Regions from separate parts of the Homo sapiens genome. Here region 1 is linked to region 2. A link is a loop called in an ENCODE intact Hi-C map of the cell type or tissue named here. Cell type or tissue: body of pancreas. All regions are shown on one strand. Each heading gives the region's core, and the rest is flanking DNA. Links, peaks and the distances in the headings are about the cores only. Region 1 overlaps TMEM200C (transmembrane protein 200C). Region 2 has its middle 30 kb from the start of LINC01387.

Region 1 (16,929 bases), core at 4,624-12,623, 600 kb before region 2:
TCCATACACTATGTGCTCACATCTGTTTTTTTTTTTTTTTTTCAGTATTAGTCTATTTAGGCAGTATTTGCTTTGGTTTTCAGAAGTTCTGGTGCATATGATTTAAAACTTTATTTTCAGTACATATTGGTTTAGGTTCTTAACTCCCATGGGACACAGCATGCAGGAGAACTGAAATTGCTAAACAGGTGCTCTTTACCTTCTCAGGGGTTCTGTGCTGCACCCACATGCCATTCACCCCAGCTGTAATATATGTGTGTGAGGTCAAAGGGGTTAAAAGTGGCTCCTCAAAACTCACATACCATTATAATACTTGGAGAACTCAAGGACCTATGCCAATGAAAATATGTTGATTAAAATTAAGTTAACATTTAAAGATCTCCAGGCCAATTCAGAGGCCCTGATCTTTCAGCGAAGTGTGGGCTTCAGTTTTGCACTATGTGCTTTTCGAGCAGGTAAGGAGTCTAGCCTTTAGCTAGTTGAGGTTATTTGATCCAAACCAGCAGGTTAGGACATTCACACTATCAGCTCTCAACTCTTGGCCAGGAAGGCAGTTGTAGAGGAAGGCAGTTGTAGAAGAAGGTAATGAACAATCTCCACGCAAATCCATGTCTCAGGCTCTGTTTTCAATGGGTTACCAAGATGAAGATAGTCACTCCACCAACCAAAAGCTGTGGACTATATCACCCTCCCACCCCTACAGCACAACAAAGATAGAGAAAGCAGTTGATTTACACCCAGACAGAGAGGCCCACTTCCTGGGTAATAAGCAACTGACAGCAGGCATTTTGCATGCTGTCTACTGGAAGAAGCAGAGTTCCCTGGAAGAAGCAAAATTTTTAGCAGTGAATGAATGTGGGGATTTGCATTACATGCTTGAAGCAATTATAAGACCAAAGGCAAAGTCCTTTTTGCCATTGGTAGTGGAGACCCTCCTGCAGGGTGCAGAAAGGCACAGAAAAGGTGATGAGAGCTCTGGACACTACACCTGGATGATGAAAAAAGAATTCAGAGAGAAACAATTTACTTAGCCACAAATAGTTTTGGGAAAATTATCAGTATCAAAGTGGAGTCACCAATGTCAAATCTTAATACATGAAGCCAGGAGGCCATGAAAGAGGGACCTCCTGCACGCCTGCCTATGATGGCAGTTGTGCAAGGAATTCCTCAAAGCTGCAGCATTCCAGATAAGCCGGTTGCACAAAGAAACTTTCCTCACAACAGCTGCCTCCACCCATGAGCTAATGCCAGCTCCTGCAACAAGGCCCTGTAACCAATGGTTTGTTTCAAAACAGCTTCTGCGGACTCCTTTTTTTCTTAAGAGCTTTCACTTTCCCCATTCCACTTTGATGTGCCTATGGTCTGCCATAGCACACATATCTTTCATTGCAATCCCTTGCTCTTCCTGAATGAATTCTTTGCTTTGAAGAGTTGGTCTCTGTCACTCATTTTAGATTGACAGTTTAGAATTTCCCCAATTTTTATTAAGTTATATTTATACTGGAATTGTACTGCATGACACTTTTATGTGTGTACATGTAAGTATAACTATACTTATGAAAACTGGAAAGTCTATTTCATTCTCATACCATGAAATTTGATCAATCATTTTCAATCTTTTTATTGTCTTTATAAAGCCCTGAGTTAAAGAACTCTTTCAGGTATTGTTATAAATAAGTGACAGGGACAGGGAAGGTTTTGGTGTCTTCAATGAGAAGGTAGCTAAGCAGGAGGCTTCATGGAAGGCTGCCCCAGCAGAACTTATTTCTTTCTGGGTGTTATGGGCAGAATTGCATCTCCCCAAAATTCACATGCTGAAGTCCTAACCCCCAGGACTTTAGAATGTGATCACATTTGGAGATAGAGCCTTTAAAGGGCTGATTAAGTTGAAGTGGGGTAATTAGGATGGGTCCTAATCCAATCTGACCAGTGTCCTTATATGAAGGGGAAATTTGGACATAGAGACAGAGACCATGCCTCTGTGAGACCATATGAAGACACAGGGAGAAGATGGCCACCTGCAAGCTGCGGAGAGAAGCCCAGGAGAAAACAAACCTGCCAGATGCTTTGTCTTGGGTTTCTAGCCTCCAGAACTATGAAAAAAAATAATAAATTTCTGTTGTTTAAGCCACTTACCCTGCGGTATTTTGTTATGCATCCCTAGCAGACTAATGCACTGGGTATGCTCTACTTTATATTTGCACTCAAGGGGACGGGATCAGTGGGAAGAAAGTCACCCACAGGGGCTGTGATGAGGCTATCTTAACCTTGAACCAAGAAGGCAGAGATGAACTACATGATTCTGAAATCCCTTTAGCACCCTGGCAGTTGAGGTAAGTCTGAGTTTTCCCCATCAGTCATTGTGATGGAATCAAAAGGAGCATTGGATTTAAGGTGATTCTGATGACAGCTTCTCCCTCCTGTTTCCCTGCCCTCCCATGCCCCCAAGAAGGTGTTACACATTCATTTTTGTTGTTGATGTTTTTGTCCACTCAGAGTGACCTATCTCCTCATCCATGCATATTCCCTTGTCAGAGTTTTTGGAACCAAAAGATAACATTTTTGAAAAATGACTGATCAGCATTCATGGTAGTCTAGTGTCATGGTTCCTAATCTTGAGCATGTATCAGAATCACCTGGAGCATTTGTTAAACTTGTTAGAACACAGATTGCTGGGTCCCACCTCCAGAATTTCTGATTCAACAGTCCTAGGGGTAGGCCTGAGAAGCTGCATTTTGAACAAACTCCCAGGTGATGCTGGTGCTGCTGTTTCAAGTATTTTGAGAACCATCACCTAGGGCAATGGAACACAAGGAAACATTATTTGTTCACAATTCTCTGGCTCCAGCTCTAACCACCTTTACTCACCACAGCAGACAGAATAGGGGTGTGTGTGTGTGTGTGTGTGTGTTGTACCTGCATTTTAAATTAGGCCTAGGTTGGGGTAAATGTTGTCTTAGAGAGTTTCAGAAAAAGGTATGCTGCTGTGATTAAATTTTTCCTCAGATGAAGCTGCTGAGGAGGCCAACTCTATCCAGTAAAAAGACATTCTAAAAAATTCCATTTAGCAAACATTTGTCTTTAACGCAAATGAACAACAAACATACTATTTAAATTTTATTGGTTTTTTTCCTTATTGTGTGACTTTCTCTTAAAAAACCCTCAAAGGGAAGAAAAGTGTATAAGTACTACAGTGATCTGTAAGCTAATTATGATAATTCAATTTACATAGAGTTTCTATTCCTACAATTAGAAGCACTAAACTTATATTGAGCCACAGGAACAAAAAAAGGGCTAGCAGTGTCGACTCTTCTTATAGTAAAATTGAAGGGACAGTTCAAAGTGGTTTGTTCTAGAAGAGTTTTATCAATTATTATTTGAGTGACCATTGATTGTGACTTGGGAGTATTCTTGTGTGTGTGAAGATACTCAATAAATGTTTAGTCTTTGTTATGAGAGCAAGTGGTGTCAATTTGTCAAAAATTCCTAGAACAAAGGAATATAATTGTATTTATTACCAGCGAACTGCACACTTAAAATGGTTAAAATAGTAAAGTATATATGTGTATTTTACCCCAATAAAAATTAATAAATAAAATATTCTTGTTAATTGGGTGCTGAGTGTACTGCCACTCACTTGCACACCTGACATTGAATACCAAGGGCAATGTGAGGAGGAGAGAGATACCCATTAAACTCTGGCAATAAGGAATCTCCTGTGCTTCCTTGTAAGTTTCAGGTATTTTCATTGTAAGCACAATAGCCAACTCTAGCTAATAAGCAAAAACAAAAGAAAACAAATTGAGAGGAAGGAGAACTGGAATAATCTGTTATGTCTAACAACAACAGCAATGACAGCAAAATCAGGCTTACCCTTGCAGGAGCCAGGGCAGCTTCAGGAACCTCAGTGACAAGATTTTGGGGACCTACTATTTGGAGCACTGTGGTTAACACAATGAGACCCAACCTCAAGGGCTCTTGTTCTCTGGTTCTCCTTCCTCCACATGTTAAACATATGGGAAAGAAAATGTGACTGGCCAAGCTCAGGTCTGGTGTCAATACCTAGGTCAATTAGCTACGGCCAGGTGTGAACAGAAGGATGAAGGAACTGCAAGTCAGGCAGCTGTCTCAAGTGGCATTTACTACACTCCTCTGCCATTTTACTCTGAAAGACTTTGATAAATTAAGCATCACCTTCCACTTTATCCCCCTCTTAATGTGCTCTCCTAGAGTAGCACCACAGGTGCCAGACTTACAACCTTTGTTTTCTCCTATTTAGTCTTAACCCTCGTTCCTAAAGCACAGGTATTTACACGAATGTATCTGGCTTAATTCATACTGAGGAGTGAATAACTGACAGCCCTTTGTTTACTGTATTTTTAAATTATTTTTTACATTTTGGTAAAACAGCCGGATACAGTGGCTTGCACCTGTGGTCTCAGCGACTTGGGCGACTGAAGCAAGAAGATCACTTGAGCCTAGGAGTTCGAGGCTACAGCAAGCTATGACCGTGCCACTGCACTCCAGCCTGGGCGTGACAGAGTAAGACCTAATCTCTAGATTTTTAGTAAAAAGTACATTACATAAAATTTACCTTATTAGCCACTTTTATGTGTACAGTTCTGTGGCATTAATTACATTCACATTGCTATGCAACTATCACCACCGTCTGTCTGCAGAACTTTTAAACCTTTTCCAACTGAAACTTTGTACTCATTAAACAACTTCCCATTCCTTCCTTCCCCCAACTCCTGGTAATTTCTAATTTACTCTGTGTCTGCATAAATTTGCCTTCTCTAGTGACATCGTATAACTGGAATAATACAGTGTTTGTCCTTCTGTGACTGGCTTATTTCACTTAGCAGAATGTCTTCAAGGTTCATTGATGTTGCAGCATGTGTCAGAGTTTCCTTCCTTTTTTAAGGCTGAATAATATTCCACTGTGGGTATATCCCACATTATGTTTATCCATGCATCTATCTATGGACACCTGGGTTGTTTCTACCTTTTAGCTATTATGAATAATGCTGTTATGAACATGGGTATATGCATACTGTATTTTTTCCCATTGGGCTCATGAACAAAGTTGCCATGGCAGCAGAGACAATAATAAGCCCCCAGTATGAGTGGCAGGTTGATCACATTGGACCACTCTCATCATGGGAGGGAGAGTGTGTTATTCTCACTGGCATAGACACCTACCCTGGATATAGATTTGCCTTCCCTACTGAAATGCTTCTGCCAAAACCACCATCTGTGGATTCCAGAATGTCTTTTTCATCATCATGATATTCCACATAGTTCTGATTCTGCCAATAGAACTAATTTTACAGTAAATGTGGTTTGTCAATGGGCTCATGTTCATGAAATTCACCAGTTTCAGTCATCTAAACAACTAGCCTGAAGGAATGATGGAATGGCCTTTTGAAGGCTTAGTTGTAACACCAGCTGTGTGGCAACACTTTGCAGGCTGGGGTAACATTCTCTAGAATATGGTATATTCTCCAAGTCAGCAAACAGTATGCCTTGATGCCTTTCCCATAGTTATGATTCACGTGTCTAATGATGAAGGGGTAGAAATGGAAGTGATTCCTCCCACTGTTACCTCTAATGACTAGTAAGTGAATTTCACTCGTATGTGAAATTTTTGCTTCCCGTAGCTGCAATTCTGGGCTATGCTAGTCTAAAGATCTTAGTTCCAAAGACAGGGATGCTTCCATGAAGCACAAAGTGTTGGTTCCATTAAACTGGAAGTTGAGATTGTCATCTTGGCAAAGAAAGGAGTGCCTGTACTAGCTGATGTGACTATTCTGACTATCAAGTGGAAATTGGTTTGCTACTCCACAGTGTGGGTAAGGAGGCTGTCCCGAATGCAGGAGAACCTGATAGTGCCTGTTAGAATTACTATGTCCTATAAGGAAAAACTACAGCAACCCCATATAGGCAGAACAGCTCTGGGCACAGACCTTTCAAGAAGGAAGGCTTAGGTCACCTGCCAGAAAGGGAATCACAACCAGCCAATGTTCTTGCTCAAAGTGAAGAGAATAGAAAATATGAAAACTTATTTCTTTCTTCCTTGCTCTGACTCTTCTTTTGTCTAACTTATGATACGTTAATAGTAGTTCACTTGATTATATACCTCAATACTTAAACTACAGGGTGGCAAAGGGTTGGGGGTGAACTAGCTACAAGAATGAGCATCACTAAAGAAGACTGAGTTTGTACTCTTTTTTGTAGAGAGTTTTGCTGTGTTTTCAGGTGTGTGAGAGACAGCTACATCACATTAGGTAGAAGCATGATGTTGCTTATGTCCTTATTTAGAAATTAAATATAGTTAAAGAGGTGCATATGGATGCCAAACTGACAACAGATGGACTCTGGTGTTTTTTAACCATGTGGACTTGGTTAGGTTAGACCTATTTTCTCAGAATATACCGCTCTGTAGGATTCTGAGTTAGAGTCAGCCAGAAGACCAATTTGAAGAAGGTGGAAGTAACACAGCAGTTGTTGCCCTTGGGGGTCATTGCGTTCGATGAGGTTACAGCAGATGCAGTGGCACCAGTGGGCTCCAGCCTGTCCTTACTCTCCCCCTCTCCGCAGCCAGCTCTTCTTCTGAAGGATGACCACCTGGAATAAGAGCAGCCCTAGGCCCCCCACCTCACTCCAGGTGGCAGATCCACAGAGATGGTAGCGATACAGAAGCACAGCTTCCGATGGCTTCCCCGTGTCTTCAGTTTGCAGCCTTATTTCGGTGCTTGGACGTGCTTAACTTCTCAGGTTGGTGACTTCCCCCGAAACTCCAAATTCCTTCCTGGAACATCACTTTCCCCAGATCCTCCTACGACCAGACAACGTCCCATTCTTGAACTAAATCCCTTGTGCCATAGAGAGCTCACAGTGCCTCTGCTTTCTGAGTGAACCCTGAATGATTCAAAATTCTGTATCACACCAGGGGAAGAAACTTCCAAGTGGTGAGTGATTGAGAGAATAGTTCCTACTCCTGGAAACCAAATAATTGCTGGTTATTATCATGTCATTATTAACTAGTAATAATAGTAGCCGGCATTTACTGAGCACCCACCATATGCCAGACACACGGCCTTATATGCCTTGTGCCATTTAATACTCACAAAAACCTGCTGAGGTAGGTACTTGTCCTATTTTGCAGGTGAGAAAGTTTTTAGAGCTAGCTCAGTGCTGAAAATGTACACTCTTGACTATGCTATTTTCATAAAATTCTCCTCCACATGTCACACATTGAAATTATTTGTTTACATATCAGTGTCCTCTACTAGAATATGACATTTCAAGGTCAAAAAGTACATATTTTTGATATCTTCATTCTTAAAGACAGAGTCTGAAAATTAGAAGGTCTATGATAAATGTTTGCTAAAGAAATTGATGAATAGAAGGAACAGTGGTGAGAAGTGTGGCCGGCATTAGTACTTCTGGTTAAAGAAAACTGGCAGTGAGTCTTGCGACCGACATTTGTTCACATTTCCAGGATGGGAGCCTAGCTACATAAAAGAATTCAGAAAGAATACAGAGTAAGCATATGCTATTAATGGGAGCAATGGTGATAAAAAGAAAATGTTATTATCCAGATCACTTCACATTTTGGTGGGAGGTCAGGGACAACAGGGAAGGGCATGCATTTTATAGAAAAAGCATTTCAAAAAGTACTTTGGAATGTGGCATTTGTTTTTACTTTAAGGAGCACATACACCTACTTGGCAGTAGGGGGAGCAAGATGCAGGGAAATCTAAAATTTTACACTGGACAAAAAATGTGAAGACAACTGAGTCATCTAGGGATAAAAGCATGGGAAAGTGATTTGACACAAAGCTGTCTGAAATGGGCTATTGATATATTTTAAATACTAACTCCTTAACTTAAAATAGTTTTGAATTGGATACTTGAAAGAGTGGGAGGGTGAGAGGGAATGGGTGATGAGAAATTACTTAATGGGTACCAGGTACATTATTCAGGTGATGGACACAGTAAAAGCTCAGACTTCATCATTATTCAAGATATCCATGTATCAAAATTGCACTTGTACTCTTTAAATTTATATGAATAAAAAAATAAAATGGTTTTTGAAATTTCTCAGTAGAGCCCTAGCATTCTAGCACACACTCAAGGGAAAATTGGGCAATGATCAGTATAGGTTTTCAATAAGGATAGAGTAGGATACGTTGTTTTTTAACCTAAATCAGCAGATTTGGGCCAGGTGTGGTGGCTCATGTCTGTAATCCCAGCACTTTGGGAGGTCAAGGCGGGTGGATCACCTGAGGTCAGGAGTTCAAGGCCAGCCCGGCCAACATGTTGAAACCCTGTCTCTACTAAAAATACAAAATTTAGCTGGGGGTGGTGGCAGGCCTCTGTAATCCCAGATATTTGGGAGGCTGAGGCAGGAGAATTGCTTGAACCCGGGAGGCAGAGGTTGCAGTGAGCCGAGATTACGCCACTGCATTCCAGCCTGGGTGACAGAGCAAGAATCCGTCTCAAAAATAATAATAATAATAACAGATTTGCTCTTTAGTGGTAAAATTCACACCACATTTATGCCAATTAGACCCAGCCTTGAACACTTTGTGGTCTAAAGAAAACCAAAATTGAAGGGAAAACTAATGGTACCATTTAATTGAAATTCCCTAGGCATAATATAGTGTGATAAGATAAAATGTGTATTGCTATAAAGGTATGTTTTGCTTATTTTGTAAACAAGGATTATATTCTGCTTTGGAGTGCAAGGAGAAAGTCACAGTCTAGTTTTATGAAGACCAAACTAGAGAAAATCGAGTTATCTTAAAGTGTATGACATCTCCACAAATGAATGTTTATGGCTTTACACTTGGAGTGTTCTTGGAACACTCTTCATAGCAAATCCTCCCTCAGAAGACCCCCACCTGGCATCAGAACAAACGTAAGTTCTTTCAAAATTATTTTGACCATCTCTGAATTTTTTAATTTGAATCTAGGAGGAAAAATCCTGTATATTCAAATTGAGCAATGTAATTGGCTAATGAATTGTTATTATTTTAATTTAATGATGCAAACATTTTGAAATCAATTTCAATGCCTGTAAAGTTGACATTTGTTTGGTTCACCTCACTTTCAGGGCATTTTCTTGTCTAATTAAACCCATGTAGCAAGGACCAGAGCTCCAAAATACTTCAGTCTTCACTTAGGCTGATAATTCTGATTATGGTGGGCATAATGAGAATCCAAACAATTTCACATGAAAACCAAAATATAATATAAAAACTCTCCATGGAATTCATCAAGTCTTATGTATCGCTTTGCTAGTATAAATATGATCAAGTTTCTTCCTAAGCCTGGGCCATGACCAAATTCTATGACATATAAATTTTGTTTTGGAATTTTTCAATTTTTCTTAAGGTCACAGCCTATGTCATTAGAACTATGGCATACATAGCTTGTCAGTCCTATTATCTGCTTGAAGCAAAGGTTTTCTTGCTATGGCATGTGATGATTTATTCTCAAAAGTATTTATTTTTGTTCACAGACTTCAAAATCAGTAAGTTACAAAATTGACTTGCTTTAAGTTTCAATAGTTCGTTCATTGATGCACATGTGTGTGTGCACATACATGAACACTAATCACACCTCCAGGATCTCCTTCAGCCCATAACATTTGCAATTCAAAGTCCCAGGTATCCTTCCACTAATATTTCTATCATCAATTCTAATTTTTATTGCAATAGCCTGATTCCCAAATCTGTAATTCAGGCCAAGACTCAGAAATCAATCTCAGGCAGGCATATTAGTTTTAGACATGATGGAAGAATGTTCCGGATTTTAATAGACAATCTTCCCCCTTCTTCTGTCTTTAAGATTATAAGGACTGCCTATAAATTAAAAGATACAATGGATGGATTACTCCTTATGAGACCCAAACTAGCATCTTTTTGCTGTCTTTCCTCCATGACTTAAATGTGCTGAAAGATGTTGGTAAAAGAGAAAGCATTAAAGATATAGATGCTCCTTGCTGTTCAAGTTGCCCTTTCTAATCTGAGTGAATGAAATCAGAGAAGAGTGAGGCAAGCCTGTGACACTTCCGGGATCTCATCATTTTCAGTGGATAAAAAGGCTTTGCATTCAACCCTCAGCACCAGGGGTTATAATCCAAACAGCCTTGTAGAGCTGGAATTTACAATTTTCTTCCAAAGGACTATGGGAGCATGTCTAAATAATTATACATCTCCACCATTGCGTAAACCAGTTTAATTAACATTTTTCAGGCATGTCACATTTATACATTCACTAAATAATTTTCTAAAATTATGCTGCATTACAAGTTGCCACATATCAACTTGGATTATTTTTACTCATGGCCCTAATCATGTCTGAATTTTATTTTCCTTTTTATATCCCTTTATTTTTTTTTGCTATAATTTGGTACTTCCATTGAAGATGATTCATACTTACAGGCTAGCCAGATGCTTTGTTCAATTTATTTGCCAAGTGTTGCATTTAATTGCCACTGACTTAATGAAAGCTGGCATTTTTTTCAGGCAGGTATAGCATTATTAAATGTCCTTTCCATTCACTTTATAATAAAAGAAATCTTGGAAAGCATTCACCAGCATCTCTCTGACTTAGTCAGAATATCCTACATGAATCAAAGAAAGGTTCTAGTTTTGGACATCCATGGGATTTGAGGAACGAGGAGATTGCAAACATGCACTTCAATTGTGTTTTGGCTTTTCAGTGGCACATGTTTCCAGAAGATATCAGTCAATTTACTCTCTATTTGAGAAGATATAAAAAATTGGGACGCAAACAATTACTTATTATTAGTGCTCAAATTACTTTTCGGTCTTTTTTAAGACTATTATTATTATTACTATTACTATCACTATAAATGCATTCAATTTTTTAAAGTAGTAATCCCAAGCAAGATTAATAAATCAAGAGATGTTCTCAGGCATGAAGCTGAAATAAAACTAGAAATACAAAGAGAATAAATTGTACAATCAAATGAGCAAGCACTCAAGTCGTATTTAGTGCTCCAAACACATTAACCTGCAATGGTTACATAAGCAGAAGGATTAGTATTTAGGTCACCAAATTAGTCTTTTGAATTTTCTTGCTCTTTATCAAGAATTCTATGTGCTTCCTGATATCATTTACCATGACATATTAACCACAGCACTTTATCTACCAGCATTTCCAATTTTTAATCTTCTTACCAATAGATATAACCTTATGGAAGAATTATTAGTGGCTCTGACAATAAACCATAACTGATGATATCTATTAAATTTTATCTATAATGCAAAGTGGTTTTGCAGAATTCTCACTTTCATGGATTAGAAAACACATTTTATATGTTTGCCTTGACTGTGTTTATGCACTAAAAAGATTTTGAAGAAATCAAGTAATTATGTGAGGAATTCAAACTAACAAAATTATACTTTTGTTAATAAAATTATTTTTTTTTTACTTTAATAGAATATTTGTTTTGAAAAGCAGGTTTTTTGCCTGTATCTTTTTGTTTGCAGCTTTGTGCATAAACAAAGTATTAAGCTGCATCTATACTTTGCTATTCTGGCCAAATCTGTTTTCAGTGACTATCTCAAAATGACTGGCTGTTTAAAAATCAAAAGGCATAGTGTTTTTGGTGCCAGTCCACAAACAATACTCATACACATTTGCGACAGTATGTCTGGGTCTTAACCTTTCCTTTTGCTATGAACGCATACGTGAGGAACAAAAAAACGGATGTTTATTATTAACAAAGATAAATTATTTATGTTTCCTGATATAAATGCTGCTGCAAAATTGATGTAGAAATCTGTAGAAATATATTCAGTTATCATGTGTAGATTCTGAAAAATGACCTGTGGCTTGATAGAACAACCCCCAAGTTTATGCTGTCTCCAGTCTTTACGGTACATGGATCAACACACTTGATCCATGATGCAAACAGTGTTGCCAAGTGACAGATTCTCCTCTCAGTTTTATCTCCTTATACACACGTCTAGGGAAATGATTTCCAGAATCTGAAATTTCAAATTTAATGGTAATTTTAAAGCAATGTATAATTCAGCAAAAATCATTCTTGCTCATAAAGATAGCTTAGGTCCAATAAGAATTTAGTTTGTTAGTTCTATGTACTGATACTTCTCAGTTAAGAAGCCCTGCTAGTGAAGGTCAGTTAAAAATGAATCATTAAATATAGAATGTAGGTATATATATTTTGAGCATTTTAATGCCAAACCATCGTAATTTTAATTTCGAATATCCTTCTGCTACTTATAAAGGAGACATCTATTTATCTATATCTATAGATCAGAGATATATAGTTTGTTTTGTTTTTGTTGTTTTTTTCCAAAATAAACACCTCTATGCTATGGAGATACTAGGTAATAATTAAATATCAATTACCTTATGAACATCTGGCTTTTTAAATTGTGTTTTGTGTTCTGCATTTGCTCATGCTGGCCCCACTGGCCAACACACCTTTCCCAGCTTTTTGTACCTATCTGACATTTTCTTCATTTCTCAAGACTCAGCTGGAAGATTTGTATCATAACTCTCTTGTAATATTCACATTATAGTAAAATTATGGTTTATGTGCCTGTCTCAGAAACAATACTATTACAAGATTCTGTGGTCAGAAATTGTGTCTTTCACAGACACAAAAAGGATATTTTTGTCCTTTCTACCTACCACAGTGCCTATCTGACTCATGATAGGCAGAGTATAATATATCTGAAACTCATCTGAAAGCAATTTGTGTAGTTTACCAAAAGGGCAGAAGCTTGAAACACAGCTGCTTACTATACAGGTGAAATCAGGTGTTTTTTAGGTTGTGTCTATACAAAAGGGAGTGAAAAGGCAATTAGCCACATAAAACAATAGCAAAAGTCCTCCACTGAGACAAAGTCATTTTCTGATCCGGTTTGCTTCGACTGACCTAGTTATATCAGTCATTAATAACTTTTAGATTTTTTTTTCTTTAGACATATAGACATAGTTTAAAGATACTGGAGTTTCTCAACTTAAAATAAATTGTTCATAAATTTGCCCATAAATTTATTTTCAATTATTAAATATTATTAGGTGTTTAGCATTTACTAGTATCAAGTGGGTTTGCATCAATAATACAATGTTGTGTTGAATTTCTTAAATATTAAAAAATATATGAATTAATGTCTAGCCATGCATTTGCAAAAAGAATATTTGCTAAGGAATAAAAGTTATTGCAATTTTTAAGACACTTTACATACAAAATGATCTGTAAACAAGAGTAACCAAATGCTCCTTTATGAAACAAAAAGCTTCCCTAGTGATTCTGGCCTATCTTTTTTTTTCTTTCGGCAGGATGCTCTTTTTCTTCCACCCCTGGGCCTGCCTATTTTCCTCCCTTGTTATTGACAGTCAGCCTTCGTGGGACTTGGTCACAATGTAGGATCAGAAAGCACAGGTTATTGAGACAGGCCCATACTTTGTAACACTCCAGGAGAATCTGCATAATCTTTTTCGGTCTTTTCACCAGCAATGACAGTATGTTATCTTACTAACGAATCAGCCCATGTCCATGTCATAGCTGGCATTATTAAAGGGGCAACAGCTAAGAGCCCATTTCAAGTGGAATAACAATATCTTTCCAGGTGGTGGAAATCCTGAAATGCTTCTGGCTCTGGGATGAAGGCTAAGTCCTTAGGATGGCTGGCATTTGTAACTCCTACTGTAGTTCACACCCATGTGGGCTCAGCACTAGCACAGTGCTTTTCTGATGTCATAGATGAACGGATGGCATACAGAAAGTAAGGAGCTTCTCAGGTCTTGGCAGAGTTGCAGGTAGTTTGACTAAAGTTGGACTCCTTAACTGGTGGTGGCTTAATAGATAAAACATTGAATTTTCTTATCAATTTAAAGAAGAATCTCATTCCTTTTTGAAGAAAAAACCCCAAAGATAACTTCCCTGGGGTAGGGTGGGGTGTCTTAGATTGTTTTTCAGAGTTAGTCATTCAAAAATTTAGTCTAAATATTCACCCAATGAGTTTTATTCCTCCCTTCCAAATAGCAATAAAAATTTTAAAATAGTCTGGGTTTATGGAAAACAAACTCCGTAAACATCAACCTATTCTTTGTTATAAGTAAGAAAAATATCCATCTTAAACTGCAACCCTTAATACAAGAAGATCTTATTTATAAAATGTATTTTTATATCGTGGCAAAAATACTATCCTAATCCAAATACAAGTCCATATACTTAGTCTGTACTAATTTTATGTGTCAGAGGGTTTTTCTTAAGTTCTCTAGCTCAAAAAAAAATCAAAACTGCATCTTAAAGAACTCAAAATTACTGAAGAAAAAAATTAATATAGAAAAAACTTTTGTCTAGACAATTTAAATAACTCAATAGAGCACCTGATCTTTACTTGAAGCCTAATAGGGGGCTGAGACCTCAAGGACTTCACTGGCCTTTCTGATACGGCTAGCCTCAATAAATGGAAATGCAATAATTGTGGCTAAATATAGCCAAGTGTGCCAGTTTGGGCGTTCATTCATTGTTATATAATATTATGATCCTGGGACCATAAGGAGCATATGTCTAGCTCTTGATAGTTCTATGTTCTACCAGGAGGCATTGCAGCAGCATAAGCCCTCATGTTTTAAGGTCTAACTTTTCTTTCTGATATACCTAAATTTTAAAGACTTTTTAGTACATTAAGTTTATGGTTGTCCCTAACTACTGAGTAGTAAATTTAGCCTACTAATTGCTTTTCTGTATTTTGCCTTAATAATAGTAGTTAACATTTACTGAATATTTTTATGTGCCAGGAGTTGTTCTAAGTCCTTTAATTATATTAGTTTATTTAGTCCTCATTTAAATAATTAATTCTATGTGCCAAATTCCATTTATTATCTCCATTTACTAGATGTGAAGACCCAGTTATAATGTTATATAACCCCCTAAGTCACACTTTGAGCCACTATGCTATGTTGCCTTATACTTTAGATTTTTAAGCCTAAAATTATTCTATTAATAAAAAGGAAGGTCATATGAAGTAATTGTTTAGCAGTTGATTCTATTTTAAATAAAAGGAACAAACCTTTGTATAATACTCTCTATGTTCCAAGCCCATTATAAGCACTTTACACAAATATTAGTTCATTTAATCTTTACTCCAGTCCTGTAAGATAGGGACATTATTATTCCTATAGTGTGGAAAAGGAAATTGAGACACAGAGAGACTATGTAACTTGTCCATGGTCACCCAGCTGGTACATGACAGAAATTCAGGGAAAAAATACCATCACACCAATTGTTGCAATTATTTTAATTTAACATTCGAGTCCTGCCACTGCTGTTTGTCTCAGAATAAATTGTTCCATCTTTCTAAATCTTAGAAACCTCATTTATAAATTAAAGGTGGGGGGATTCTATCATCTATAAGGCCCTTTCAAATACTCTTATTTATTGTGTACAAAAACCCCTGAAAAGTCACTTACAAAAAAACTTGTTCATGCCCGTCTGAAGATTTACGAACTCCAGCTTTTTATCTGACTGTGCATTCTGACAATTTTCTGCATTTCTCTAAGAATGGTCTGGAAAGGGATCTGGCAGGAAATAAAGAATATATAAAGTATTTTGATGGTCTCCAGAAATGCCCATTTCAACTCAGCATCTGCCGACAGGTCTACCTAATCTTCCAAACTCTGTGTAAATCCTGGATCCACCATTTACCAGCTGTGTAACCCTGGACAACAATTCCATCTTTCTGACCTCAGTGTCTTTCTCTGCAAAACAGCGGTAAGAATGATCCTACTTCAATAGAGTTGCTGTGAGGATTCACTGAGATCATGTGTACCAAGCTCCTACAATAGTACTGAACCCACAGTAAGTACTGAGTGAAAATTAGCATTATTGCAGATTTCTGCTCCTATGAAAGTTACGATTGTGAATTACTACACTTATACACTTCCTCTGAAGTCTAAAGAAATCACAGGCTCCTCCCAAGATTTGGAAAATTGAGCTCATCTTTGTCTATCTTCAGAAAAAAAATCTAGTTAAATTGTTCAATGGTTAAGTTAGATATTATCTGATATGGAACTAAGTTTGTGAGATATAAACAGTATTCTGTCCACCCCTCCTTAGTTAAGCTAAGAGGTATTAGCTTTATTATTTGCTAAATGTCACTTAGCATTTGATAAATGTAACATTTACAGTGCATTCTCCGAGGACTGGAAACAGTATTGTAGAACACCAGAACCTGTTTTCCCCTTGAAGTAACACGCTATCTCAGTATATAAATTACCCAGTACCCAAGGTAATGGAGAAGAAAACCTAAGGAAGTTTGACATTTACTTTGGAAGTGTGATAAAGCAATTGAGACTGTTGAAATTTAACACTACCTTGAGGTCTTATTACACTTGCATGTCACTCCTTAGTGCAAACTCACTTTTGCTTTATAGAAGAGCCCAATATATTAATCTACAGCCTTAAAGTGAGTTACCGGTTTAATGCAGATCCAATCTGAGAATAAATTAGGCCCTTTTAAAGTGTATTACAGAATGTTGAGCTAATGGTAATTGACGACGTATATTCACTCTTTGCCAAGTTGTAGGTACAAATGTGATATGATTACATCCAGGACAAGAGCCTGAATTTAAGTAAGGCTTTTAGAGCTGAAGATCATAGAGATTATATCATCTACCAGAGGCCCAGAGGGATTAAGTGATTTGTCTAAGGTTATACAGATAATAGGTGGATATCCCAGATTTCAGACTAGACTTTCTTGAGCTCAAGTTCAAGGAAGGTCCATTCTTCTACACTATGCATTCAGCAATATATTACAATGGTAATAATAATTACAATAACCCCCATCTATTGAATACATCCTGTGGGCCAAGGGTTCTGGTAAACTCCACACATATAAACCCTCCTCT
Region 2 (16,929 bases), core at 6,047-14,046:
CAGGATCTCAAAGAGATATTAGCACTCCCATACACATTGCAACACTATTCACAGTAGCCAATTTGTGGAAACAATTGAAATGTCCATCTGTGGATGAATGGATAAGAAAATATGGTGTATACATAAAATGGAATATTATTCAAACTAAAAAAAGAAGGAAATCCTACCATATGTGACAACATGGAAGAAACTTCAGGGCATTATGCCAAGTAAAAGAAGGCAGTGACAGTAGGACAAATACTACATAATACCACTTAGGTAAGGTACTGAAAATAGCCAAATTTATCGACTCACAGAATGGTGGTTGCCAGAGGCTGGTAGAGAGAGAGAAATGGAGAGTTGCTGTCCAATGGGCTTAGAATAATCCTTTAAAAATACAACAGTTCATGTCACTCACAGAGTAAGAGCCAAAGCTCTTACCAGGGCCTAAAATGTGTCATCTAGACTTCACAGTTCCTCTATGACCTTTGGGGTCCTCTCCATTACAAGGCCATCTTATTGCCTACCATTCTATGCCCACTAGAGCATGGAGATCACATACCCCACCCGTCACCCCATCCCTAAAGCAAAGAAAGCGTGAGGTCCTGAAGAAGGGTGACCCCATGATTAGGTGGCATGTTGATCCAACAGAGAGACTGGATGGACTTGCCTAGGTCACTGCCATTCCATGGCCAGCCCCAATGCATCTTCCCCACACACCCCAAAGAAGGACTTGACCTCATGCTTGTTTGCTCACTGCTGTCAAAGGTAGCCACATGCTTGCTGTAGGTGACAGCAGTGTACACAGGGACCCTTCCTAATTGGGTCTCACTTCTAAACCCTCCTTCAAGTAGCTATCACAATTAAACACTCCCATTCAGATTCTTTCAATCTGCAAGCTTACTCCTTACAGTCATCTGCTTTCTCGGCATTCTCATCCCTACGCTACTCTGCATATCCTTCCTGGTGAATGAACACTCCACTCCATTCCCCTTTCCCCACCATGACTTTCCTGTGCTTTCTGGGACTCCCACTCAGGGATCAGCAAATTCCTCCAACCCTTTTCTGAACATTCCCTCTACCACTTTGCCTGAATTGAAACCTGTCTAACCCCTGCAGGCAGTGACCCCCTTCAGTTGTCTCAGGCAGAAGCCACTTCTACCTTCAAACTCTGTTTATCAAGGTTGGGAGGGAGAATCTGTGCCTCTCTTTATTCTCCAATGCCACTTCCTGACCACAGCTCTCTATTCTATTTTTTGAGGTTTATAAAATTTAACTTGTAAATGGAAAAGGGAAAAAAGTGGCCAAAAACTCAAATCGAGAATACATTTGGAAGTAAATATCTTTTTCACCCCACAATTCAACCCCTCAACCACCCTTCACGCTTTCACATGTTGACTCCTGAGTGGGAGTTCCAGAAGGCACAGGAAAGTCATGGGAGGAAGAGAGGGATGGAGTGGAGTGTTCCCTCAGCTGCCTGCACATATATGTGCATGTACGTGGCAGAGGCACATGAACATCTGGGCACATGTGTACATACACACACACAGGCTGATAGTTACATCTTTACACTAATACATACACATGAGGACAAATACAAACATACCTGTGACTATGTAATGATTCACACACCTGTGCGTGCTCATATGCATGCTTGCTTTCATAAAATGAGGGCATGCGTTCATATTTTCAGTTTATCAACAAACTTTTTAAAAAGTATAATATACGTATAAGAAAAGTACGCAAATCAGCTTGACAAATTATCTCAAAGTGAATACGCTCATTTAACACTGTCTCGCTACCTGTGATTTTCACTTAACACTCCATTGTGAATATCTTCTCGACTATCATGTGTCCATTCTAGGATTGAAGGCACAATTTACTTAAGTAGTCCAAGATCTTTAGGCCTTTTCCATTGTTTTACTATTAGAAAAAATGCTGCAATCGTTACCCTTGTTCATGTCTTTGTAACCACATTTATGAGAATAAATGAAAGTGGAAATTCTGGGTTTCCTTGCTGTCTTTTATCTTTTTGAGACAGGATCTCGCTCTGTCACCCAGGCTGCTGCAGCCTCAATCTCCTGGGCTTAAGTGGTCCTCCTGTCTCAGCCTCCCAAGTAGCCAAGACTACAGGTGTGCACCACCACACCAGCTAATTTTTTGATATTTTGTAGAGATGAGGTCTCACTATGTCACCCAGGCTGTGCTTGAACTTCTGGGCTCAAGAAATCCTCCCGCCTCAGCCTCCCAAAGTGCTGGGATTACAGGCATGAGCCACTGTGCCTGGCCTCCTTGTTGTCTTATGGGAACACCTCCAGAATTTCCCTTCGCAGTTTCTCATTGGTTATTAGGGGACTTGCAGCCTATGGCTACAAGGCCACCACCCAGCTTTTGCTACTTTAGGGCTCCATCATACACACGGATGTTAATGAGCTCAGCTCTCTGCTCGCCTCTCCCACCACCATCCTAGCCTGTAGAGGAGCTGCCACTGAACTTCCTAGCGATGCTGTTGCCCCTCTCACCAAGGCCCATGGCCTTAATGGATGGGGTGTCCTTGAGGCCCTCTTGTGGAACATCATCCTCTGGGGGGGTCTTCTGGCTTTACGTGTTGTGTTCCAGCATGCCCGCTTGTGTCGGCCCCTTTGTGTTTTCTTACGCCTTCTGGCAGGACACCCCAGACATTTCCCCTTCACTTAGTGTTGGTCATCACTTTCTCTGGGCTTCAAAGAACCCCCTTAGAGGCAAGTTTGCCCATCTCTTAAGATTAGTGTTGCCAGATCTAGCAAATAAAATTACAAGATGCCCAGTTCAATTAAAATTTCAGATAAGCAACAGATACTTTTTAGCATAAATGTGTCCCCCAATACCATATGAAACATTTTAATGTTATCTAGCAACCCTCCCTGAGATTCTTGCCAGGGTGTTAAATCTTGTATTCCTAGAAAGTGTCCCCCAAACCAATACATTTTTGCTTATCCAGTTATATAATCTATGTCCCTTGATCAAGCACTCTCAAAATTCAATACCAGGGGTGGCCTCTGGCCCCTGTCAGGGCATGTAGGTGATGTTTGCAGCCCCTTCCATGCACATTGGCTTTCTTGCCTTATTAGAGCCAGTTGCATCCCCAGGTAGGTTATGCTGAGATTTAACCCCTACCCTTATCAGCTTGGCAGCCAGGGGAGGAGGTGGAAGCAGCCTCCATGGCTTTGCAGAGAAGCCTCTGCAGCACATTTAAGCATGAGGAAGCCCAGTTCTTCCCACCCTCTTCCTAGGGAGGGTGGGCAATCTTAGCAGGTTCTGACAGTGCAGGCAGGTCTACAGAACCCACATTTTCTGGACTTTATGTCTGCACATCCCCATCCCATGTTGCAGGATCTCAGGATTTCCCAGCCAAGGCCCCAGCCAGTGGTATGCTTCTAAGTGTTTAACAAGCAGCTCTTCAAAAAGAGGGATGAAGAAAACCTCTGAATCATACAGTATTTGCTGATTTCTACGGTGCAAATATCACACCACAGCTGACTTCAAGCTATCAATTATAATGTCATTGAATGAGGAGTTCTGAAGAGGCACTAATGATTAATTGGCTCTTGTGAGCTAAAAAAGAGCTAGGTCCAGTGTACTATTGGCTCTGCCCTCAGCAGAACAGACTGGCTGAGCATATAAGCATCTCTGGAGCTTTGTGACTCTAAATCGGGGCCTGCATCTGTTGCACAGCTGTGTCCACTCTTGTGCTGCAGGAGATAAGGGCATCTTTGTAAGCTACAAAAGAGAGCTCTGCCTCTCACACTTAGCTTGCTAATGGCTCTTGGTCTCTCACTGTCCCTCCACAGGACAGCAATACAACTCAGCAGTAGCCAGTCAACTCTGCCATCTTCATAGACCCCCAATGCCTTTCAAATGCCTAAAGAATTTCACCTGCAAAAGTGTTCTCCTTTCTGGAACTTTTCCCAGGTACGACCAGTAAAATCCTTAGCAATTGGGCCCCTCTTCGGGCCAGAGACAACCTCCTCTGTCTCACATAACACTCAGAATGGCATTCTTTGCTTACGGAGAGGTAAATGAGCCAGTTCTCAAATCCCATCATGTGGTCTATTTTCTTTTCAACAATTTTTTTTTTATTTGATATTTCCAACATCTCAGCAGAATCATTGTGGTCTGTTTTCTTGGACAGCTCCTGGTACCATTTGTGTTAGTTCTAGTCCTCTAAGAAGTAGGCACCAAGATGGGATTAGATGCACAGAATATTTATGGAGGTAAATGCCTTTGACTCATAAATGAGAAAGAGCAGGGAAAGGTGGTGTGGTGAGCTGTCAGAACCCATAAGAGAGAAGGAGGAGGAAGGCATTGCGAAGGGCAATCACAGACTGCAGTGCACTTCTAAGAAAGCTCCACCCAGAGGAACTGCACATTTGACAGGAATGGGCCTGCACCAGATGCACAGGCATAACCAGTTATTGACTGGGGAGCAGCCAGCCATGCAGGTGCGGATCCAGCTTGGTGAACCTCACTCTACACAACCAGCACATTTGAGCTGTGCATTGTGTGGTTGCCACATCTGTGTTTCCTATAAACTGGACATTATAGCTAAAGGTTTAACAGATCCAACTTAAGAATCTGGGGCTAGAATATTTGATTGGCAATGGTGCAGAACTCACATTGCATTAGTTCAAAAGGCTCATGACATCTGGTCTACCTGCCTTTAGTAATGTGCACACTAAGCCCTGGATTAGAGGGATAGCAGCCTTGTCATCCTAGATCACAGTCATCCTCACCAGTGACCTCCCCATTCCCTGCCATCTCTGCTAAACATGGCCACTGTCTTAATGCAGAACTCATCATCTCTGAAACTGTGCCATCTCAACACTCCCTCAGAACAATATTCCTAGCTCATATCTCCACTCACCAAGAACATTTCACAAGTGCCTAGTTTGCCCCAGTGTCAGTAAAGCAACTGTTGTCAATCTCATCAAGAAATAAGTTGAGTGGGAAATGGCTCGTGTTTCTTTTGCATTTATCACCTTCCAGGTTCTGTTCTTGACATTGCAAATGGTATTTAATTTTCACAAAATCCTCTGAGGCAAGTACGATTGTCCCTATTTTACACATAGTAAGTGCTGGAGCTGGATACGAAACTGTGTCTGCTGATCCTGGAGCCTATACCTGGCTAATAACAACAGCCTGGCAGGGCAGGCCGAGGAATTTATATTCATGGCTGGAAGTGAAAAGGGAACCAATGGGGATTTTTAAGTAGGGAAGCAATATAATTAAAGTAGTATATTTTTAAAATTAGTCTACAGGTTGTATGCAAGTGGGATTAAAGGAGGAGAAAACTAAAGTCAGAGAAACCATTTAGAAGTCAGGCACAATTATCCAGAAACTTATAGGGTTGGGCGGAGATGGTCGTGGGTGTAGCAGAGGAGGACAAAAAGGGATGAGATTTAGAGACGTTTTGAACAGAAAATTAATGTGAGTTTTTAAACTGACATGCCAAGTCTATGGAAAAAGTTAACAGAGTCAACAGTTATTCCAGATGTTGAGGCTGAGTGGCTGGGAGGCTGGGAGAACTGACCTTGAAGGGATGTTGAGAGACAATGGCTGGCACTCAATGTCCACTTGGGAGTTTCGTGCACGCACCCTTGGTGGAGTCGAGAGCATGAAAGGGTGCTTCCAAAGAGCCTGTGGGTGGAAACGGCAGAGAGCCAGAGGCCGGGCCTTAGAGAGCCTCTGCTTCTGGGGCTGGGGGAGGAAGAAGCTCTAAGATGCCAACCCCACAAAGAGCCAAAGAAGATGCTGGAGGAGGACCAGAGAATTTAAAACCAGAGAAGCTAAGTGCATCACATTGAAATTATGTTTTCTTAAAGATTTTTATATACCCTGGAGTTTTCAAAATTGAGAGCAGTATAGACAATATTCAGTTCAACATGTTTGGCTGAATAATATTGTTAACAATAGGGCTTTTTAAAATGGAAATTTTTGCAATTAAGCCAGGGATGTGACATGTCCCATAAAAAGAAAGACTAGTGTGCTTCCAAAATTAAGATAAAAAGGCTAGTAATTACTGAACAGCCAAATAGGTCTTCAAACAAATAGAAGTCCTTCTCAGAAAAAAACGGCGTCTGGAGTCTGGCCATATATTTGCTCATCATTCCTGAAAGTATGGGCACATTTAGAACATCCTGTCCTCTACCAGCACCCTTGATTCTCAGCCCCTTTTCTAAAATTACAGTTTCCAGTGATAGCTACCCCTGAAATACTGGCTTTTCTCCAGGACCGTGGCAAGTATTTATGGCATGGCTTCTTTTATTTAAAAATTGTGAGATTTTATTTTCCTTAAGTCCTTAAAACACACAGTCCACTACTGTTGTTTAAACTGTCTTTACCACTGGTGTGCTGAACTTCCAAAATATTTAGGCAAGAGCTTACTAAAGTTAAAAGTCAGGTAAATGAGGACTCAATGGGAAAAGGATAGTCTCTTCAATAAATGAAGATACTAGGCTATTCACAATAGCAAAGACATGGAATCAGCGTAAAAGCCCATCAATAGTAGACTGGATAAAAAAAATGTGGTACATATATACCATGGGCTACTACACAGCCATAAAAAAGATGAAATTCTGTTTTTTGCAGCAACGTGAATGGAGCTGGAGGCCGTTATCCTTAGTGAACTAACACAGGAACAGAAAAGTGAATACTGCATGTTCTCACTTATAAGTTGGAGCTAAACATTGAGTACACATGGACACAAAGAATGGAACAACACACACCAAGGGCTACTTTAGGGTGGAAAGAGGTAGGAGGGTGAGGATCAAAAAATTACCTATCAGGTACTATGCTTACTACCTGTATAGGCAAAATAATTTTACAACAAACCCCTGTGACATGCAATTTACCTATGTAACAAACATGCACATGTATTCCTGAACCTAAAATAAAAGTTAAAAAAATTAAAAATTAAAAAATAAATGAGTGGTGCTGGAAAAACTGGATTTTTACATGCAAAAGAATGAAATTGGACTCTTATCTTATACTACATAAAAAAATCAACTCAAAGTTAAAAAAAAAAACCCTAAATATAGGACAAGAAACCACAAATTTCCCAGAAGAGAACATAGGGGAAAATCTCCTTGATATTGACATTGGCAAAGGTTTTGTTTGTTGTTGTTGTTGTTTTGACAATACACCAAAAGCTCAGGCTACAAAAGCAAAAACGAATAAATGCGATGTCATCAAAATTTAAAAAACTTCTGTACAGCAAAGGAAACAATCAACAGGGTGAAGAGACAATCTATGGAATGATAGAATATATTTGGACACCATGCATCTGATAAGGGGTTCATATCCAAAATCGATCAGAAATCAAACTCAATAGTAGAAAACAAATAACCTGATTCAGAAATAGTGCCCTGACAGTGGCGCATGTCACTGAGGAGGCTGAGACAGGAGGATCACTTGAGCCCAGAAGTTCGAGATCAGCCTGGGCAATATAGCAGGATAGAACAGGATTGCTTGAGCCTGGGAGTTTGCAGTGAGCTATGATCGCACCACTGCACTCCACCCTGGGCAACAGAGTGAGACCCTGTCTCAGAAAAACAAACAAACAAAATAAATAAATAAATAAAACAAGAAAAAAAACGCAAATTGAAACCACTATGAGATACCACCCCACACCCTTTAGGATGGCTATTATCAAAAAAACAAGAGGTAACAAATGGAGAGAGTGTTGGGAGGGTTGGAGAAAAGGGAACACTTATGCATTGTTAGTGGGAATGTAGATTGCTGCAGCCACTATGGAAAACAGTATGGAGGTTTCTAAAGAAATTAAAAATAGAACTACCATACCATATGACCTAGTAATCCTATACTAAAAGGAGATTAAATCACCCGCTAGTAGAGATACCTGCACTCTTATGTTCACTACAGCATTATTCACAACAGTCAAGGTATGAAAACAACCTAACTGTCAACGGATGAATGGATAAAGAAACTGTAATATTCCAACACACGCACAACAGAATAATTCAGCCTTAGAAAGAAGGAGATCCTGCCATTTGCCACAACATGGTTGAACCTGGAGGATATTATGTGAAGTGAAATAAGCCAGACAGAGAAAGAAAAATATTGCATGATCTCACTTATATGTGGAATCTAAGAAAACAGAAAGGTCATATATGCAGAGATAGAGAACAAAACAGTGGTAACCAGTGGGAGGAAATTGGGAGATGTAGGTCAAAGGATACAAAATAGCAGATACGTGGGATGGACAAGGGTAGAGATCTAATGTGTAACATGAGGACTATAGGTAATAAAAGTACGTTGTATTAGAGAGTTTTGTTAAATAAGTAGATTTTAGCTGCTCTTGGCACACAAATATTGTAACTATGTGAGATGATAGTTATGTTAATTTGTTTCTCTCTAGTAACCAATTTACTATTTATATGTATCCCATATCCAATTGTAAACCTCCAATATACACAATAAAATTTATTTTAAAAAATAATAAAATGAAAATAAAAATATTTACATGAAACTTTTAAAAACCAGCTAAATGGACAAGTAAAGCACATTAATCACAATAAACAAGAAAAATGAAAACTTCACAGAGCTGGAAGTTGTTCATCAGCATTCTCACTACATAAAACACAGTTAGCCTCCTTCTCCCTTCTTGACCCCTAACCCTTCCCCCTCCCCATCCTACCCTCCTATTAAAAAAAGGGAAATATAATAAAAAGCCTGTGAGCTCCAAAAATAGGTAATCCGAGTCCAAGTCTCAAAGATCACGTATGGCATGCTAACAATCTTATCAACATTTCTCGCACTGTGTTTTAATGCAAGACACTCAGTTTTAGATGTTACTCTTCTTCTAGTTTTACCAATATTTGCATCTTATAAACAAACCACAGTGGATTAGGAGTGGTTTGCTGTGTGTGGCTTTGGTTGACTGTCAGTGAAGGGCACTGGACATAGGGACATGAAAAAGAGACAGTGGGGAGAAGAGCAGACAGCATGATGCTGAAGAGAAGAAAAAGAAACCTACGCAAGCAGAAACAAGCAACAGAAACAATAAGGCAGCCCAGAGTTGTTTATTTATCAAAACAGGATTGAGACAATAGGGTAGAGCAAACAGGGTGTCAAACATGGCCTCTGTAGCCCCAAAGGTTGTCACTACACAGAAAGGATGCTCAGCCATAACGAATCAGTTTAATTCTATTCCACGTTTTTCTTGATGAGAAATACATGCCACATTTAAGAAAGCTACCGATTCAAAATGGTTAACATTTTCTAAAAATACACTGAGGTCTACAAAAATTGAATTGGCTTATTGTATCTTCACTGCTGTTGGAGAAGTGAAGTTTTACCATCAGGCAATTCTCCTCCTGTGCATAATGATACCATACTGAAGTTTTAAATAGAAAGACATTGAAGTTTTTGAACCTTAATGTGAAGTTGTCCCTTTCAATTAAATATGGCACATATGTATTAATAAACAGACATCCCTGTAAAGTGAATTTCTCTGTACATGGAATCCAAATTTCTCACTGGTTTATATGTTAAATTCATATGTAGGAAAAACTTTAAAAATGTTCATAAACTATAATAAAGACAATAATTCAGCTCTTCTGAAAACTGCAGGCAGATAGGGTACAGTAGCAGACAGGACTTCGGAAGTACTGGGTTTAAGCCCAGGGCAGGTTAAAGGTTGTGGCTGTGGCTTTGAACAAGCCACTTTTGCCCTTCTGAATCTATGCAGATGCTTTGTTCATTTCAGAAGCATTTCTAGAGCTCCTACTAAGTGCCAGGCCTCATGCTAGGTCTCAGGCATACAAGGGTAAACAAGACAAGGCCTCTGGCTTCATAGGTTATCCAAGAACCTTGAAATGGTTTTGAACTTTTGGGATGAATAATGCTGGAAATTAGTTCAAGACAAATTCCCTGGAGATTTTAAGTGTGAAATACTAAGGATTACACAATTCACTCCCTGCTTAGCGTCTAAGGAGGAATCGCATTTCACCCTCGCTCCCTGGGAAGTGCGTGGCCGCCCCAGTCCTGGGTCCCGTGCTGCCTCAGCACCATCTGCTGGCTCACGAGGGAAGGGCCTGCAGGGAGGTCCTGCGGGGTCGGCCCAGCCCCACCCAAGGACCGCCTTACAGACCTCCTGGCAGGGACCAATGATGGCTGGTTGGCCAAAATAACTCTTGCTGGTGAAGAAAGCTGGGAGAAACATGACGTCTGAAGGGTTACTCGCCACCGTCTGGCGTAGGTGACTCAGCCAGGCAGGACCTCACACAGAGGAAACATTATGATTGCTCTAAGTACTGTAAGAAGAGAATTATTATTTTGTTGTGAGTGTATGATCCAATAAAGGTAACAATATACAGAATCACATGCCCTGTAGGTGAGACTCCAACCCGTCCTAGACTTACTGGCTGTGTGGAGATGCCTGGGAGAGCGTGGCAGGGCTGCAGCAGCTCACATTCCCCACGTACCTGCCCTGGCAGACAGCCTGGGATTGGCAAATGCACAATCATATTCACCAGGTGAAGAAAGGACCAGGACTTCCCCTATGGTCCGTCTTTTCTGATTTTTTTCTTCTTCTTCTTCTTCTTCTTTTTTTTTTTTTTTTTTTTGAGACGGGGTCTCGCTCTGACACCAGGTTGGAGTGCAGTGGAGTGATCTCAGCTCACTGCAACCTCCGACTCCCGGGTTCAAGCAATTCTCCTGCCTCAGCCTCCCGAGTAGCTGGGATTACAGGCGCCCGCCACCATGCCCAGCTAATTTTTGTATTTTTGGAGGAGACAGGGTTTCATCATGTTGGCCAGGATGGTCTCGATCTCCTGACCACGTGATCTGCCCACGTCCGCCTCCCGCAGTGCTGGGATTACAGGCGTGAACCACCGCGCCCAGCCTCTTTTTTGATTCTTGAAGTCACTCTTAGCACTTTGCTGAGGCTGTTTGTTAGCTTAGTGGTTTTCTATTCTGATTGTATCTGTTTTGACTTTGAAGGGAAAATGATATATTTGTTTGGTCAGAAAGACATAAGCCAAATAGTGGTGTGCAGTTGGGTTGCTCCACGAAGCAGAGCCTGAGATGAAGGCTTACAAATGGACTGTTTATTTGAAGGGACAGGATTGTGGGACAGAGGCATAGAACAGGGAAGGAGGGAAAGTTGCATTAAGAAGGTGTTGTCCAATGGGGTACCGTGGCAGGCAGTCAATGCTCTGTCCAGCCTGGATCTTCTGAAGAGCCATTTGAAATATGTCTCAGAACTGTCTTCTCCAGGGAATTGGAGGCTGGACCCCACGTTATGATCATGCAGGTGCAAATACCAGAATGTGCTCCAAGGTGCCTCCTGCATGGCAGCCGCCATCACACCCAAAGGCAAGAAAGAAGAGGCGTGCACAGGTGTGAGATTGCACCTGCGAGAAGCTGTCAGCGTCCTCAGAGAGGCAGAACTTGAGCATTGTGAAATGGCATGCAACAGGAGCCCAGTTCAAGTATTTACTCAGGAATAAAAAGTTTGGACATGTTACAGATGATTTATAACGACCTCCTAAATTATTGTAGCATTATTGATTGATTGGGTAGGTGGAAAAATGTGGAAGCTTGGCTAAGCCTGGGAATAAATAAAGGTGGGTGACTTTTCAGCCTTTATAGTCTATAAAAGAGTATCTCCCCTCACACTCACTTTTTATTATCAGTGCACTACTAGACTCTGACTTTAGCAATTTTGTTGTAAATAATAGTATATTTAGAAATCTATTCTTGAGACTAAGACTATGCATAAAAGGTTCCTGGGAAACCGAAAGTTATCATTTATTTGGCTAATTACGTCTAACTAGGTAGCTAAAATGCATAATAAGAATCCAAATAGCATTTTCCCACAGAGGGGGATTAATTGAATAATTAATAGCCTTCTCTATTTTGCATGAATAATTAAGAAGTCTAAAGGAACTACAAGCTGAATTCCATTACACCGAACGATTCCCAGGCCAATAGCAATGGCATATTAAAAGCAATATTCAATACAACCAAATTGTAGGACACACAAACCCTGACAGCATTCTCTCAGAGCTTGTTATAACAAGTTTTGACCCTGAGCAATAATCACTGGATTTTTCAACATTGTCATGTGAAAATACATTCTGTAGTCAGTTTGTTTCTCGTCCAGGTGAACAAAGCATACTTGTTCTAGGAGCAAATCAATGGTTTCATTGTTAATGTGGCATTTGGCAGGGAGGGAGAGTTATTGTTGGCTTATTTATCACACACATTTCTGGAGATGATCCACTAGTTTTAAATAGGAACAGGACATTTTAAATGCAAAATACACTGGAATTTCTCGATAATGGACATTTCTCCTTGTACAAGTTTCTCTTCAGAGATTAATATCTAAAACTCCCCGCTACAAGAAAAATTTGTTGCAGTAGTGGGGTTCCTATGTAGCATCTTAGGCGGTCTTAGCAGCGCCTTGGAACTCTTCAACCTCTGCTGTTAGCCCTCTGGAGTTTCCACATAGAGCATCCAAGCCTGCCTCTCCCTCCATGAGCACTTTTTCCTCTATGGACTGTTTACTGCCTGCAAGGCAGCAAGAGTTTCTGAGGGGCTGAATTACAAGGCAAGTGCTTTGGCTGAAATCCAAATGAAAATCATGGTTTCTCCATTGATTACCTGTAATTAAAATTGTTTCTTGATTAGAAGATCAACATTTTCCTCTATTTTAATATGCCTTAAATCAAAATGCAGCCTAGATTTGATGTGAATATTTACTATCATATTGTCTGGTGAGTCTTGGAAGCAATCCTAGCATATAACGAAGGAAACCTCATAAAAAGCAGAGAAACTTTAGCACACAAATCATTGTATTTCAGTGGGGTGCATAGAAGTGAGTTTACAAACAATGAAGTTTGTTTGTTTTTTTGTTTGTTTGTTTGTTTGTTTGTTTATTGAGACGGAGTTTTGCTTTTGTCGCCCCGGCTGGAGTGCAATGGCACAATCTCGACTCACTGCAAACTCCGCCTCCCGGGTTCAAGTGATTCTCCTGCCTCAGCCTCCCAAGTAGCTGGGATGGCAGGTGCCCGCCACTACGCCTAGCTAATTTTTGTATTTTTAGTAGAGACAGGGTTTCACCATGTTGGCCAGGATGGTCTCACCTCCAGTGATCTGCCCTCCTTGGCCTCCCAAAGTGCTGGGATTACAGGCATGAGCCACTGTGCCCAGCCTACAAACAATGAAATTTAAGGCAGTGGCTCTCAACTTTTTCCCCTCACCCACATTCCTCTAGTATGTGACTATGATCACGTATGTGGTGGAAATGTCCCCAGGTTGGGAATTTGCTTTTCCTTCCTCCTTCCCTCCCCGACATTTGTGCAACAGCTACACCATGCCTCACACCAGGCTGGGCTCTGGTTGTTAGAGTGGTAAATGTTACAAAATCTGATCAAATTGCAACTCCCCCCACCCCCAGCCCTCTGTACTGACCTTCCCTGCTTCACATTTTCCATAGCAAATGTCATCATCGGACATATTAGGTGTGTTACTTATTTATTATACATTTCTCCTGTCTCTCAGGTAAGGTCCCTGAGTATGAGAAACTTTGTTTTGTTCACTGATAAATCCTAAGTAAACACTGTTCTAGGCACATGGTAGGCTCGATACAAATAGTTTGAATGAATAACTATTGGAATGAATAAATATTCTAATGGGGAAAGATAGAACAATGAATAAACCAAATAATTACAGGTGTAACAACTGCTGGGTGATAAGAAAGTAGGTAATTAGGGAGGCCACCTTGAGGAGGGTTTAGAGAAATCCCCTGGGAGAAGTGACAAGCCCAGACCCAAGGGTGAGAGTGAAATGGCACAGAAAGAGTCACGAGTTTTGAAGGAGGGAGGGGTGGGGTTTTGTCAGAATTGTCAGGCAGAAGACAGACAGTGAGCCTCATTTCATTCAGGCTGTAGGTGAGAGATGAGGCTGGGAAGAGGTTTAGAGCCAGCTCATGCTCAGCCCTGGAGGTCGTGATAAAGAGTTTGGATTTTATTTTTAAAGCAATAGGAAATTATTGAAGGATTTTTAAGTCACTCTATGAGCTACAGGATCTGAAACTTTTTGATTCTCCCTCCTGGGGACGCATACATTTCCACTTAAGAATCTCTGGTCTAAGTCAGAATCTGGTAGCCATCTCACTAATCTTTCAGTATTATGATTCCTCCTTTTCCTCCTCTGTGGCTTCAAAAAGAGAAATCCTTAGCAACATCTCTCAGGCCTTGGCAACAACCCATAGGCTTATGTATGGCTCTAGGCTCTGTGATTTCACACTGTATGCAAACCCTTGGAACCTTCCTTGTCTATCTGCTACTTGGGGAGGGAGGTTGCTTTCTTGATTAAAAGATCAGTGCCCCTCTCTCTCCTTTTCTTTTTTAAATAACTACTCCTGAGTTAATCTGAAAACCTAGCTTTAATATGCATTGCTGCTTTCTTAGTACTCTGCTTTTTCTAGACTCCCATTCTCCCAGGTGAAGCTGGTCACAACTATTAGGCAATCTCTATGCTAAACGTAGTCCCGCCCCACTCTTTCCCCAAGGAGAATTTGCATTCCTGCCTTGCTTTAGCCCTCAGCTTTCAGGAGAACTCACTTGCTATCATCTATTGAAGCCTGGACCTTGAGGACTCCTGAGTATCTCCTTAGCAACAGATGCAATTCACCTTGCAACAAATCCTACCATAGAACGAAGGAAACATCGTACTAAAGCAGAGAAATTTAGCACACAAATCATTGTGTTTCAGTAGGGTGCATAGAGAGATTACAGACAATGAAGTTTAAGGCAGTGGTTCTCAACTTTTTCCCCTCGCCCACATCTCTCTAGGATGTGACCACGATTATGTATGTGTTGGAAATGTCAACCAGGTCGGGTATTTGCTTGTTCCCTTCATTCCTCCCTCCCTCCCCCACATTTGTTCAACAGCTATACCATGCGTCATACCAGGCTGGGGTCTAGTTATTTGAATGGTAAACATTACAAAGCCTGCTGAAATTGCAAATTTTCAGATAGTCCTGGCATAAAATTCCCCCCAGAGTGTTCTGAGAGGCCTGGATCTCATCCTGTGAAAGCAAGCAAACAACCTTTTTAGCAAGGCTTTCTGAATGTAGATTTAGCTTTATGTCATTCTCATAACAGAATTAGGATTCAGTCCTGCTGATGATCAATTCTAGCCTATTGCAGAAAGTAAGCCCGAAGCCAATAGCCAACACATGATGACAACATTGTCAATGTAGGTTTTTTCCCTGGATGGTATTCTAGAGACAGTATGTGTAAACCAAAAATAAAATTCTAAGACCCCCAGCCATCTGAATGGACCTCTCCTCTTGGCCAAGGGCATTCCCAAGTTAACCTGAAAAACTAGTTCAGGCCATGATGGGAAGCGGGTGTCAGATATGCCTCATGATACTCCCCCTCCCTTTTGGAATTCAGGCCCAGCTGACCAGCATTAACATTAAAACAGGTCTTATGACTAACAAAGCAGACTCTTTGCAGCAATAGGACACCAAATTCCAGCCTGACTCTAGGATGGCATCACATAACAGATAGCAGGCCCTGAAAAAAATCAAAGTGTATTTCTTTGACATATTTTGAAATGGCCCTGCAAAGCTGTCTCTTGTGGGGAAAATCTGCATTCTGTAGAGAATCTCAGTTCCTTTCCAGGTCTTTTTCCTGATCCAGGAGAGACTCATCTCTGATAAGACACATTTACAATCTATTCTCTCTGAAGCCTGCTACCTGGAGGCTTCCTCTGCATAATGGGAACCCTGGTCTCCACAACCCTTTATCTTAACCCAGATATTCCCTTCTATTGATGCTAGGTCTTTAGACAATAACTTAACTCTTTCAACCAATTGCCAATCAGAAAACCTTTGAATCTATCTATGACCTGGAAGCCCCTGCTTCAAGTTCTCCCCCTTTTCTAGACTGAACCAATGTACTTCTTACATGTATTGGTTGGTTCCTTATGCCTCCCTAAAATAAATAAAACCAAGCTGCAGCCTAGCCACCTTGAGCACATGTTCTCAGGACCTCCTGAGGCTGTGCCACAGTCCATTGGTCACTTACATTTGGCTCAGAATAAATCTCTTCAAATATTTTACAGAGTTTGACACTTTTTGTTGACACAGGAGAAAGTTTCTTTATCTCCAGTGAGAAAGACCTTTCCCAATGTAAATAAGGGAAAAATGAGTCCATCATATGTGTAAACTTTATGACAACTCATGTTATAGAAAATCTTAAATGACTGAGAGGCCAATACAAATTGCTAGAAGTTGAATGCTTAATGGCAGCATTATTTCTGCGTGATGTTCAGTCCCATTGAAATACCCTCACTTTGCTTTTATCAAGAGAATGAGTTCCATCCTCCAAATCCCTTGTAGCTTCTGTCACTGTGTATTTACACAGGCCTAAATATCTGTGGTCTAACTGCCCATCCTTCAACCACTCACTGTAATTCTTGGTGACTAACTGTTGGTCATATATTCATCTCTGAAAAAGTCCTCCCTGTTCAATTCTAGAAGAAGAATCACATTGACTAAGAGGAGGAATGGATTTCAATAGAAAATTGAACTGCTGTTACTGAGACAGAGCAGGAACCCCTGGGGCCTCCTCTGCACCCCCATCCACAAGCATGGAAATAAAGGAGAATCCTGAGTTCCTTCAAGGAAAGTTCCAGGCACCTAGCTAGCCCTGAGAAGTATATGAGCAACCTAATAACCAAAAGGTAATAATAGTTCCCCTCGCTTTGTCTCACTGCCATCCTGCTATAATCAGTGCTTGTCTTTGCCGCCTGGGCTGGGTGGACCCAGGTTTGGTGTGGTGGCATTTTCAGAAGAAGGAGGAATGAAGCCTAAGCAACCACACAATTAATCAAACAGATGGATGGTGCACAGTACAACATCCAGAGATCAAT

The links. A loop is a pair of places that touch in the nucleus more often than their neighbours do. Peaks named below come from ENCODE experiments on the same cell type or tissue, not always from the same donor. Only the 100,000 strongest peaks of a DNase experiment are listed, where the experiment ranks them.
Region 1: a loop joins it to region 2, with 4 times the contacts of the local background. A loop is called at or near these places in 74 of 110 quality-filtered maps.

Annotation. Positions count from the first base shown.
Region 1 is chr18:5,871,843-5,888,771 of GRCh38, forward strand. It overlaps TMEM200C (transmembrane protein 200C), which reads right to left. Exons shown (of 2, transcript NM_001395400.1): 2 at 10,230-16,929. MIR3976HG (MIR3976 host gene) reads left to right here. Exons shown (of 10, transcript NR_172496.1): 5 at 4,411-4,542; 6 at 6,601-6,777; 7 at 8,729-8,926; 8 at 15,679-15,880. Among named protein-coding and RNA genes, the nearest start is that of TMEM200C, 15 kb to the right of the region's middle. In body of pancreas, for the core only: a CTCF peak has its summit at 7,729 (motif pointing right); no DNase peak of the experiment used is centred there.
Region 2 is chr18:6,472,698-6,489,626 of GRCh38, forward strand. No RefSeq gene overlaps it. Among named protein-coding and RNA genes, the nearest start is that of LINC01387, 30 kb to the right of the region's middle. RefSeq lists an enhancer at 9,950-10,009. In body of pancreas, for the core only: a CTCF peak has its summit at 10,059 (motif pointing left); DNase peaks (open chromatin) are centred at 10,044 and 10,464; H3K27ac peaks cover 1,873 bases.